Linked DNA regions of Homo sapiens: region 2 is linked to region 1. The links are chromatin contacts, found by Hi-C in ENCODE. All regions are on one chromosome and are shown on one strand. Each heading gives the region's core, a stretch centred on a gene start or an enhancer-like site at or near the end of the contact. The rest is flanking DNA. Distances are from core to core; before and after follow the strand shown. Region 1 overlaps GLRA2 (glycine receptor alpha 2). Region 2 has its middle 110 kb from the start of ASB9.

The links. A loop is a pair of places that touch in the nucleus more often than their neighbours do. Pooled maps may share reads with other maps.
Region 2: a loop to region 1 is called in a map with no recorded cell type, with 11 times the contacts of the local background. The contact joins two enhancer-like sites. A Hi-C loop is called at or near these places in 23 of 37 single-sample maps with no recorded cell type and 5 of 50 pooled maps.

What each region holds. Positions count from the first base shown.
Region 1 is chrX:14,671,910-14,677,695 of GRCh38, forward strand. The region is part of intron 7 of GLRA2 (glycine receptor alpha 2); the gene reads left to right. Among named protein-coding and RNA genes, the nearest start is that of GLRA2, 150 kb to the left of the region's middle. RefSeq lists enhancers at 1,275-2,474, 1,918-2,212. Within about 2 kb of position 1,447, at least 2 of the 41 ENCODE cell types and tissues checked have a DNase peak (open chromatin) inside an H3K27ac peak, as active enhancers do.
Region 2 is chrX:15,155,307-15,161,212 of GRCh38, forward strand. No RefSeq gene overlaps it. Among named protein-coding and RNA genes, the nearest start is that of ASB9, 110 kb to the right of the region's middle. Within about 2 kb of position 3,570, at least 4 of the 41 ENCODE cell types and tissues checked have a DNase peak (open chromatin) inside an H3K27ac peak, as active enhancers do.

The DNA.
Region 1 (5,786 bases), core at 197-2,696:
CAGAGTAGAGGGCCTGAAGGCTGTTACTGGGACTCACAGCTCTGATCACCTTGACATTGGGAACCCATACTGCTATTGATGTGGTTTCCTCTCTCATCACTTTTTATTTCCCTTGAGTCACAGAATCTTAGAATAGCAGAACCCTTGAAAATTATCAGCCCGATCCTTTTATATCCCAAGTGGGAGTGTGAGACCCCAAATCGTGAGATAATGTGCCCAAATTTGCAATGTGAGCCAGTGGCAAAGCTGAGGTCCACATTTTTGGCATCTTCTCATGGCTCTCTCTAACACAGCCTTGCTGCTTTCTCTTACTTTAGATAGTCATACTGGATTGATTTCCGCCAAGGGGCTGAGATTGATCTAAACTTTCTGAAGCAGATGTATGCAACTGATATGTTAGAAACTGAGGCACTCAATGAGCCCAACCAAAATATTTTCACACTTACACTTTATCTTTTAAGCATTCTGTACACTTCCATATTGAAAAATAATAATGCTATCTGATGGCATGGCCTTTTATTTCTTCAAAGAGCTTACACATCTACTTATGTCATTTTACTCAAGAGGCAGTAGGATTTCTTTTTAATCATTACAGACTCCTGTAGGCTAGTATCTATTGCAAATAGGTATTTAACTATTAATGGGTGATTTGTGCTTCTGGTTTTTTTGTTAAAGAGAAAGGAATGGAGCTGACTTGTATCAAAATGCTGCTCAACTATAGGAAGTGGATACAGTAGAGACATAATCTTTGGTAATTTATAACTAACAAAAAGTGAGATCAACAGCCCAGCCAGAAGCTTTTGAACCACATTAATTACAAACCTTTGACTGACCTGTAGCTCCTTTTCTTGTTTTCTCCTCCCCACATGGAACCTGGAGCGTGGTGGATGCCTGGAATTTTTCCATTTCAGTTTCACTTTGAATAGTATGAAACAGTAGGTAGCTGATTAACTTCAAGAGCTTTAGGTTAGAACACACTAGGCTTGAGCGCCCAGAGTGCCATGCCAAGAAGGGAAGGTGTCTGGCAAGTTGGCTCCTATCGAGACATCCTTGATGATCTGCAGCCTCCACTGTGAGCTCACATTAAAGTACAGAGCTGACACTAAATCAGTCCACAAGCCAGAGTCTGGGTCGGAAAGCTTCTCGGCTACCACTGACTCTACCATTCAATTGAAATTCATATTTCACACTATACTCTCATATATTAAATACTCTATGGCCCTCCACTAAAGGAATCCCTGTTCTCATCCCCAGGATGTAGCATCACAGTGCTCAGAGGGTTCAGGTGCATTGGTGGAGAAGTTCAGCACCAGAAGGGGCCTCTTTGTATCCTGGAGTTATCACAAGATTCTAGGTATTCTGAGGAAATGATTTCTCCATCACTGCAACTTGAACTGGGCTTCTAAGACTGCCTCTATTTTGTACTCCAGAATCACCCATTCCCTACATATCTTACCCACTGTTCATCTCAGGAGTACATCATCCATAATTGTTATGAGATGATGACGCATCTGCACATAGTCACTTAACACAGGTACACCCACTCACTCTGGTAAGGTTCTGAGTTTGAGAAATGGTCAGGGGTGAAAGGTTTGGCCACTGCTTCCTTCCTGATTTGGCTCCTCATCCCACTATAGGAGGCATAGGCAACTTGGAAATCATAAACCAACAAGCTCAGTCCAGGGAGTGGAGACCTGTCAGCTCTTCCATATTCCTCTACCCATCACTATAAACCTTACCCACCATTCCAAGGCCTTTCCAAATAACAGTTATTAAACTTCCCTCTTTTATTTCCTTGCTTGTAAGTATGAATTTTGAACCTGGGTTAGGGTAGGGAGTAAATGCACAAATAGTATACAAGTAGTCGAGGCACTAATTGCTGACTGAGAAAACAAATGAAGATTGCGGTTATCTGCCATCTATGAACACTTATCTTCACAGTATGTCCATGGCTGCAGGTGTGACAGTGCTACTGTTGTTTCTTGCTTGCCAGTCCCACTGCATGTACCTTCTCACCTCTTTTCCACATCAGATGTTGTCATCTGGTGTAAGCACAGTCTGTGAGTAATTCTTCTGACTCATCGCCAGAGAGGGAGGTTCCCACAGGGGTCAGTGAGGCAGAAAAGCACAGAATTTGGAGTCAAGCCAGATTTAATGCAAATCGCAGCTCAACTATTCTTTTGCTGTGTGATCTTGGTAAAGTTAATGAGTGAACTCAGCTTCCTTATCCTTATAATGGAGATAACTCATAGAATGGTGGTGGTGTAAGCTTTTTGTTGATGATAGTGGTGGTGGTGATTTTGTTCTGTTTTCTTTTTGTAACAGCATATATCAGTCCCCATGATATACAGGAGTGCTCACTGCAATGAAGTTCCATTTATGTGAACTTAGATTATGTGAATTTAAAGCAAAGCAATATAAAAATACTAACAAAGTCTTAGTCCATGCACAAAACATCAAATACAAGATATTTTACTTTACATTATTCCTGTGGGGAAAACTGCCTTGAATTATGCAAGTTTTGAATTATGCAGTGTCTTCAGGGGCTCATCCCTTACAAGCCAATGTGTCTGAGAATCTACAATCTGCCAAATGAGTGTTAAGTTTTATATAAAGTATCTTATTCAATCCTTCAATGACCCCATGAAACTGGAATGTGTGGGCCCCTACTTTGATATGAAGAAATCAAGATTCAAAAAGGTTAAGTAATTTTTCCAAATTCATTGGTCATTCACCTAGGATTCAAATCCAAGTTGGTCTAGCTTCAAAAATATTCATTATTTTTCCTTTTTTTTCTTTCTTCCATATCTTCATAGTCTCCCAGTTTTTCTCTTCTCTTTCTTTCTCCTTTTCTCTCTCTCTCTCCCATGCACACACACACAAACACACACACTCTCTGACTACACAAACATTTATTAAGTGAAGCATCATCTCATCATCTCCCCAAAGCCCATTGTTGTCTTTCCAATACTGAGATCACCCAATTGGGTCTTTTCTTCATTGAGATTGTTTTTCCACCAGTGGGCAATTTGTTCCGAATCCCCACTTCCCCCTTATTCCTGCCCTTGTTAGATAATAAACATACATCACTTGTTTTGTCACTGAAGGTGCAGGCACAGGAAGTAGACTATGGCAGGAATCAATGTGCTTGTCTATCAGCCAAAAATGTAGTGACGTGGCAGACATAAGCACAGGGAAGAAGATGCTGCATTGCCCTACTTCCTCCAGATGCTAACCCCTCCTTCACCTTGACTCTCTCAGATGCCTACATTTGCAGGAGGCTGAGACTTAGAGGTGCCTTTCTGCAGAGTGTCCCTATGGTGCCTCTAACAATGGATATCACCTGGTGTTGCTTGTGTATTCTAGGGCTGGCAGTTTTACTCTTCTTGTACCTCTCCACTCATGAAACTCACACGGATAGTAAGTTTTGGCAAGCTACTTTAAACAATTTTCTGACCACCATAATGGAGAGAAATGTATTCATCTTTGGAAAGAATATCAACTCACTAGGCCTGTGTACCGTCCAATGCCCAACAAACTAATTGGTCCCCAAAGGTCCATTTATAATTGGGTGGTTCCTGCAGATACCAGGCTTGGAGGCATTGCCACTCAGTGTCTGTTTCTGCAAACAGCACTTTAATAAGTAACTCTTTACTCAACTACTCAGTATAGAACTCAACAATATTAGATATGGAGAGAAAATGGGGTGAGGGTGGTGACACTGGGATGGGCCAGGTAGTCAGTGCTGTCATCATCCATCTCTGCCAAGGAAATCTGATTTCCCCAGCATTAAATGGCAGGTGTGAGCTCCTTAATTAGGCAATAAAAATGGCAACTTGGCAGTGAAACTATAAACATGAAATTGTACAGCACCATGAATCTTTGGCACCAGGATTAACTTGACTATATTTTTTTCTCGTGATACAGTTACTGAATATAGGTAAGAGATCAAACAGAAAAAGCAAAGCCAGAATTCTCATTCCCACCTCTGTTAATTACTAGCTATATAAAGTTTAGATATGCATTTAATAAACTAATTTCCCCCCAAAATGGGAATGGAAAGCATGATGGTATACTTTATAGCACTCAATAAAAGATAAGTTGATTGGAGTTACCAAAGCCTTCTATTTTATGTAACAGAAACACATCTCAGGCTACTGTGGCCAACAGTTATCTCTCATTTCAACAGCTGCATTAATCAAGGTTAATTACATATTTTCCACATATAAATTAGATAAAATGAAATTGTACTGTACAGAAAACTATTCTGCTTTACCAATAGTTTTCAGGCATAGTTTGAGAATAATTAAACATTTTTATTTGTATAAATGTAAGTGGCACAAGTGCAATTTTGTTACATGGATATATTGTGGAGAATAATTAAACATTGACTCAAGCAGGTGGATATGAGGAATCATTCCACTTAAAGAAGGAATATCTGAATATTTTGAGATTGCCCTATGAATTTCATTTTGTTTCTTTTCTATTACAAAACAACACTTGATCATAGTCATTTGTGATTTTTTCTCCACTGTAGTGAACTGCTCTCTGTACACATTCATTAGCAATCCTCCTTGATTAGCTGCTGGAGGAATGTCGCAGTTCTCTGGGGTCAGCCTAGGGGCTGGGAATGTGAATATACTTTAGTTGGCACATTATCACATGGAAGTGCCTTGCCCATGAGGAATGGAGAGGGTATCCAAGCTGTAAGGACATTCAAGTAATCCTTGTACAATGGTGACTCATTCTTCTGTCCTGGGGATAAACATCATGTAGAAAATGTCCCAACCAATAACATCAACTGGCTTCATGGCACAGGAAACAGTACAGTGTCTGAACACAGACAAAACAAATTGTGGGGCTAAAGTAAATAAATTCATGACTTGATTTTCTACTTTGAAACTGAACTAATGATGTAATTCATGAAAAAAATTGACTCAATAAAACTTGCCAAAGTTTTCAAAAATGCCAAGACAGTATTAAAAAGAATATTAATGGGAAACACCTCTAAGAAATGTCTATACAATGCGAAACAACTGAGCAACTAACCAAATTCCACCATCTCACTTATCTGTTCAAACAACAGATAAATGCTTATCTAGCACCATGAAACTCTAAACCACTTGACTGGTTCTACTTTCCCGCCAGATATATTTGCAAACTACATAAGTTATAAAGTCATCTAAATAATAAGTATTCTCCTTTCCGTTAATGAAAATAAATCCAGAGTAATTTGGATATCAACAACTATCATCTCTAAAAGACCAAAACTACATTTTTCTTCTTTTTAGTTGTCTTTTTTTTTTGTAGCTTACCCTTTATATAAAGCAATAATTGTGAAAGGAATTTGAATTTATATAGCACTTGGAAAATTTGACAGTCAACAAAAACTTACAGGGACACTTACTATATGCACAAAAACTTGTCCTTGGTGGCATGGATACAGAAGACATTACTGGATCTATATTCCCCCAAGTATCCTATACTTTAGTTGGGTGGATAAAACACATATGCATGAAGCGAAGACTAAACTGGATGATTCTATCTTTAAGTGCGTTACAAATTCTAAAGATGGGCAAGACGACCGTGGGCTAGAATAGGCAAAGAAATTATCACCTTGGGGATGGAATTTGGTCTACTCCTTGAAGAATTATCTGGAAATAAACAGATATAAAATGTGGGAAATGTTTCTATGCTGGGAGAAGAGTGTAGACCAGGGTTTTTCCACCTTATAACACTATTAACATTTGGGACTGGGTAATTATTTGTCATAAAGAGCTGTCCTT
Region 2 (5,906 bases), core at 2,320-4,819, 490 kb after region 1:
TAATGCTTTTTAAATTTTTATTTTTAATTGGCAAATAATACTTTTTGACGAGCACCTACTCTATGCCTGAAACTTTATATCCATCATCTAATTTATATCCTCGTAACAAACTGAGGAGATAGGTAATCTTATCTCCACTAAACATACAGAGATTGTCAGACTTGGGGAAGTTAGGTAATTCACCCAAGGTCACAGAGCTGTGAAATTAGAAAGAAATATGTGGCTGCCTGGCTCTTCTCCAAATCTCAATAAGCTTTGTGTGTTAAAGGGCATTGAATCCACGATCATATTTAGAGTAGAGGGGCAAGCCGCCCCTCAAAAAAAGATACTGGATCGACTTACATGGGGTAGTAATGTCCCTTATCAATAAGATAAAGTCCTAGTCAAAACCAAGAAGGAAGAAACTTGGTAGAAACTCAGTGTTTCAGTCTCAGCCAACATGGAAGAATATAGAGTAGAAATATAAAAAACCAAGAGGAACAATGAAGTCTGGGAAGTAGCCTTGAGTTCATGAGTATTTGGGGAAACAGGAAGTTAATCTTTTTTTTATTATACTTTAAGTTTTAGGGTACAAATCTTAAAGGGACTGTAACTTTGGGAGCTTTCTGAACACCTCAGACTTTTCTCTGAGGATAATGAGATTCAGGCCATTTTGCAGTAAAAGCAATTTCCATGAAAGGAATGTACAAAAGCCATAGTCACGACTGGAGTACCAGTAAAGTGATTTAATTCTACGCCCTACCACATAGGAGCAAAATTCCAATACAGAGCATGTAGTGAAGTTCCAGCTAGTCCAGGATGTGGCTGTGTCTCCTGGGCCACTGGCCCTTCGGAGATAGGCTGGAACTAGCTTGTACCAATTTGCATAGAACTGATTGTGCACATCTCCCAACCCCATGTTCAGTGATATCACATTTGTAGTTTGTAATCATGCATGCTGGAAACATTGATACCTTGAAAACTGGCAAGTGATCCAAATCAGGGCTTTTTCCTAAAGACTGACTCTAGTTATTAACATGGATGGAAAGTGGTGAGGGAGTTTTGAGCACCTGGGAGTGGAGACGGGAGGGATGAAAAGGTAAAGAAGATGATATGATATCCATTCCTCAACCTGATTTGAGCAAGGGGATCTGAATCAAATAGAGGGGGCTTTACACAGCAGGAACATTGGGACATAAGCAGTACTATCTGGGTATCCAAGTTGTGACTTAGAGCAGGGCGGGAGCATTCTGTCACGTGTTTGTTCATTTTGTAGAAGATGGCTTCAGAAGTGCAATGATGTCTGAAGGAAACAAGTCCTATATAGCATCTTGAGGGTTTCCTTTCCCATCTTTGGGAATACTTCTGACAGCACCAGTGATAATGTCAGTGCCTGGTTGCATTTCTTCAAAGTTGCAACCAAAGACTGAGGAGGGCTCATTCATGAGACGGTGTGAGATACTCCTTGTGGACTCTCAGAAATAACCAAAGTTGACTTTGAGGGAAAGGCTGGAGGTCTGGTGTCAGCAGATAGGGACTATGATCCAGCTATATTTGGGCATTAATAATAATGTTACCTCATTTCTACCCCTGCTTGTAAGACCTGGGGAATTTTGGGTTATGGTTCTATTGTATGCCCCTTGAGATTTGGTTCAGATTGTGCCTCGCTGGAGCCCACAGATTTGGTTCACAGTTGGTTGTGTGATAGGCAGACTTCTAAGATGGTCACTGGTGATTCCCACTTTCTGGTGTTCACACCCCTGTATACTTCCTTCCTGATAAGAGGCTCACGCCTGTAATCCCAGTGCTTTGGGAGGCCGAGGCGGGCAGATCACCTGAGGTCAGCAGTTTGAGACCAGACTGGCCAACATGGCGAAACCCCATCTATACTAAAAATATAAAAATTCGCCGGGCATGATGGTGTGCACCTGTAATCCCAGCTACTTGGGAGGCTGAGGCAGGAGAATCGCTTGAACCCAGGAAGCAGAGTTTGCAGTGAGCTGAGATCGTGCCACTGCACTCCAGCCTGGGAGACAAGAGCGAGACTCCATCTCAAAATAAATAAATAAATAAATAAATAAATAAATAAATAAATAAAATGAAAATAATAAATAAAATAAAAAATAAAGAGTGGGCAGAAAACAGTGACTAGAATATGGAAAAGGATGAGATGTCACCTCAGCAGGCTTTCTTTATTGCCTACTTAGCTTGCACACTTTGATAAAGTAACTTGCCATGTTGGAAAAGCCCAGTTTAAGGAACCGAGGGAAGCCTCAGGCCAACAGCCAACAGGGAACTGATGCCTCAGTCCAGCCGCCCTTGAAGAACTGAATCCTGATGACAACCACGTGAGTGAGCTTGGATGCAGATCCTTTTCTACTTGAGCTTCAGGTAAGAAAAAATCATAGCCTTGATTGGCACCTTAATTACAGGGTTGTAAGAGTCCCCAAACCAGAGGACCCATATACCTAAGCTATGCCTAAATTCATGATCGCATAAACCATGTGTTATTTCAAGCTGCTAAGTTTTGGGGTAAGGTGTTATGCAGCAGTAGATAAGGAATACAGGCTGGGATGGAGGCCACAGATGTTTGTGCATTCTGTTTCAGATGGACACTAACACTCAATCATAAATCTTACTGCAAAAAAAGGATAGTTAAAAGATGGCAGGCTATTAAGAAAAAAATACCCAGGAGTGTAAAGAGATACAGTGACAAACAGATAGACTTTGGAAAGTCAGGGAAACCTAATTTCAAATTCTGGTTGTCAAGCACAAGGTAAGGCCAAGGCCTGGCATATTTGACCAGTAAAGAAACATGAATCCTTTTTAGATTCAGGCAATTTATTACATAGACACTGAAAGGAACAATAGCCAAAGATGTCAGCTCCCCATGGCCTCTACTGAGAGAAACAGTGAAATAAAAGGGATTCAATGACTGCAACACGAATGATTGGACATTTTCATGTCTATAGACAAGAATCCTTTTGCATTGCTGTCAGTTATCTACAAGTGAGAGTCGTAACTGAACTCCCACAGAATCAAAATTGATAAAGGCATGTGGGTTACCACTGAAGTACAAATTTTTCCTTGCATCACTATGCCAAGTGCTATGAGGATATTAACTCATTCAAAATTCTCAACAATCATGTAAGAATGGTAATATTATTATCAGCATTTTTAAAAGAAGAAACCTAAGCCACCCAGAAATTAAACAGCCAATCAAAGTCACACAAAGTGAGTGGCAGAGCCAGGCTTTAAACTGGGTCTATTATCTTAGTCACCATGCTCTTCTGCCTTTCCGTGGTAAGCCAATTAACTTGATTGGACAAAGGTCCTAAGAAAGGAACTATTGAAAAAGGGAAGCTCCCAACTATTAAGGTTAAGAGCTCTAGAGAACTGAGAAGGGATGAAATTCAGATGCTTACATTGTTCTTCATCTTCCAGAAGCTGCTAGGCTTGTTGTCCTCTATGAGGCAGAAAAGAAACTAAAAGCAAAACAAAATAAAACTTGTTTAAGGGGCAGCGTTTTATTCCCTGTGTAGACAAGAAAACCGAGATACACAACAGGTGCTGTTCCCTACATGCCGGCAAGTTGTGAACAGCCCAACAAACTTCTAAGAAGAACCTTTGTCATGTGGTAGTCACATTTCCTCTTAGGACAACCAAGGGGGCTTCCTCAGTGGCAGGTACTTATGAGCTTCTGTTGCTGCCCTTAAGGCTCATTTACTTTCAATCTTAGAGACAGGAAACACTGGAAACCTCAACTTAGCACAGATACACCTTCTCTCCCTAAAGAGTGCTTCTCAGTAGGGACCAGGGGACATTTGGCAATGTCTGGGGATTTTCGGTTGTCACAACTGGAAGGGGGCATGCTACTGGCATTTAACGGGTTGAAGCCAGGGATGTTGCTAAACATCCTACAGTGCACAGGACAGCTCCCATCACAACAAAGGATGGTTAGGAAACCCTGCCCTGTAGGCAGCAGTGTCCTGAATCACTGACTCAGACACCACTCAGAACGTCTCCAGGGAAAGAAGTACATAGGGGAGGAGGGGACAGGTTGATGAGTAAAAGCAAGCATCACCGGCATCATCCTTTAGTGAAATGAGTTCTTCAAAACAGTCAAGATGAATCAATGGAGTCCTGAATTAGTTTCTATCTTAAATTATTGAATTTACATATCTCCTAGAAAAATCAGGCATCTGGCTCATGGCTGGAGCCAGTAACTGAGAATCATGCCATACAATTTAGAGTCTAAGCAACCTTTCTTCCCATGCCTGCAACATTCTCAATCAACAAATAGGATCATCAGACACTTTGCAAAATATCCAGACATCCATTTTTCTGGTTTCCAAATAGACACAGAAATATGGAAACCCTGAACTGCTTCACTATTCAGCAGCAAAATTGATTTACTGAGAGCCCACAAGCATAACCACTTTAACTTAACAGGTGCATTAGTATAATTTGAACGGCATAATAGCAAAGCCAAAAAAGCCATTCAGTCATTGACAGATACAAACAATCCCAAGAAATTAAGGAATAACAGCCTCCCCAGAATAAAACTCAAACATACATTTAAGAAATAAAATAGGCCGGGCGCGGTGGCTCACGCCTGTAATCCCAGCACTTTGGGAGGCTAAGGCGGACGGATCACGAGGTCAGGAGATCGAGACCATCCTGGCTAACAATGTGAAACCCCGTCTCTCTACTAAAAACACAAAAATTAGCCGGGCGTGGTGGTGGGCGCCTGTAGTCCCAGTTACTCGGGAGGCTGAGGCAGGAGAATGGCGTGAACCCGGGAGGTGGAGCTTGCAGTGAGCCTAGATTGTGCCACTGCACTCCAGCCTGGGCAACAGAGCGAGACTCTGTCCCAAAAAATAAAATAAAATAAAATAAAATAAAATAAAATAAAATAAAATAAAATAAAATAAAATAAAATAGTCCTACCAACAAAAGACCCTTCTGTACCAATATAGAAGAGACAGGGAACACAATTTTTTAGAGTAAGCCCTACCAGATTTACTTGCATGTAAGGTAGCTCAAAAGTACCTACAGCATCTTGACAGAATTTGATCCAAGTTTCTACAGTGAGGCAGAAGAAAGAATAATTCAATCTTGTCTTATCTCCTTGAGAGATAAATTGATTTACCTTGCAATAGTTTCCTGTACACTTCATGAGACAGTTAATTTTGGAGGTATATGTTTATGTTACCAAGGAACAGAAGGCCTCAAACCTTTCATTGTAAAGTAAAAAGGTTGGCCCACTCATTGGCCCTATTATGTTTACAAGGAAACACTCTAAGAGGAGGGTGGGGAAGCAGCCGTCCCTTCATCCCTCAAAGAAAATTTTATCATTTTATCCTTATGTGTACAGAAAAATGACAAATGAATAAGTATATGTTTAGCCCCAACTAAGTACTAGGCATTTAGAGTACAGTCAATTCTCACTACTTACAGTAGTTAATGTTCTATAAAGTCACCATGAACACTGAATGAGCAAATACAGAACCATTGCTCCTAAGGGAAATACCGGATTGGGTTTCTGTAGCATCTGGTTACATTTTCATCAACTGATTAATATATTACCTTGTTTCGTGAATTTCTGTTTAAAGACACTTTGTTTAATACATATTGTTGATTAACTACCTTGACTCATGGCCAGAAGCACTATCACTCGTGCCTGAATGAATCTTATCTAACACACCTATTCTCTCCATAAAACGTATTACAGCATTTTTGCACTCAGGAACAGTAGACAGCACTTCAGCACTATACTTGGGAGCCATTTCAAACAGCAAAATCACCAAAAAATACGGCATTGAATAGACTAAAAAAAAGACATGGGAGATATTAACCTGGCCTTAGTTTAGGAGAATGGAAAATATTTAGTATTAGTGAATATCTGATGCCTATATTTTGAATGA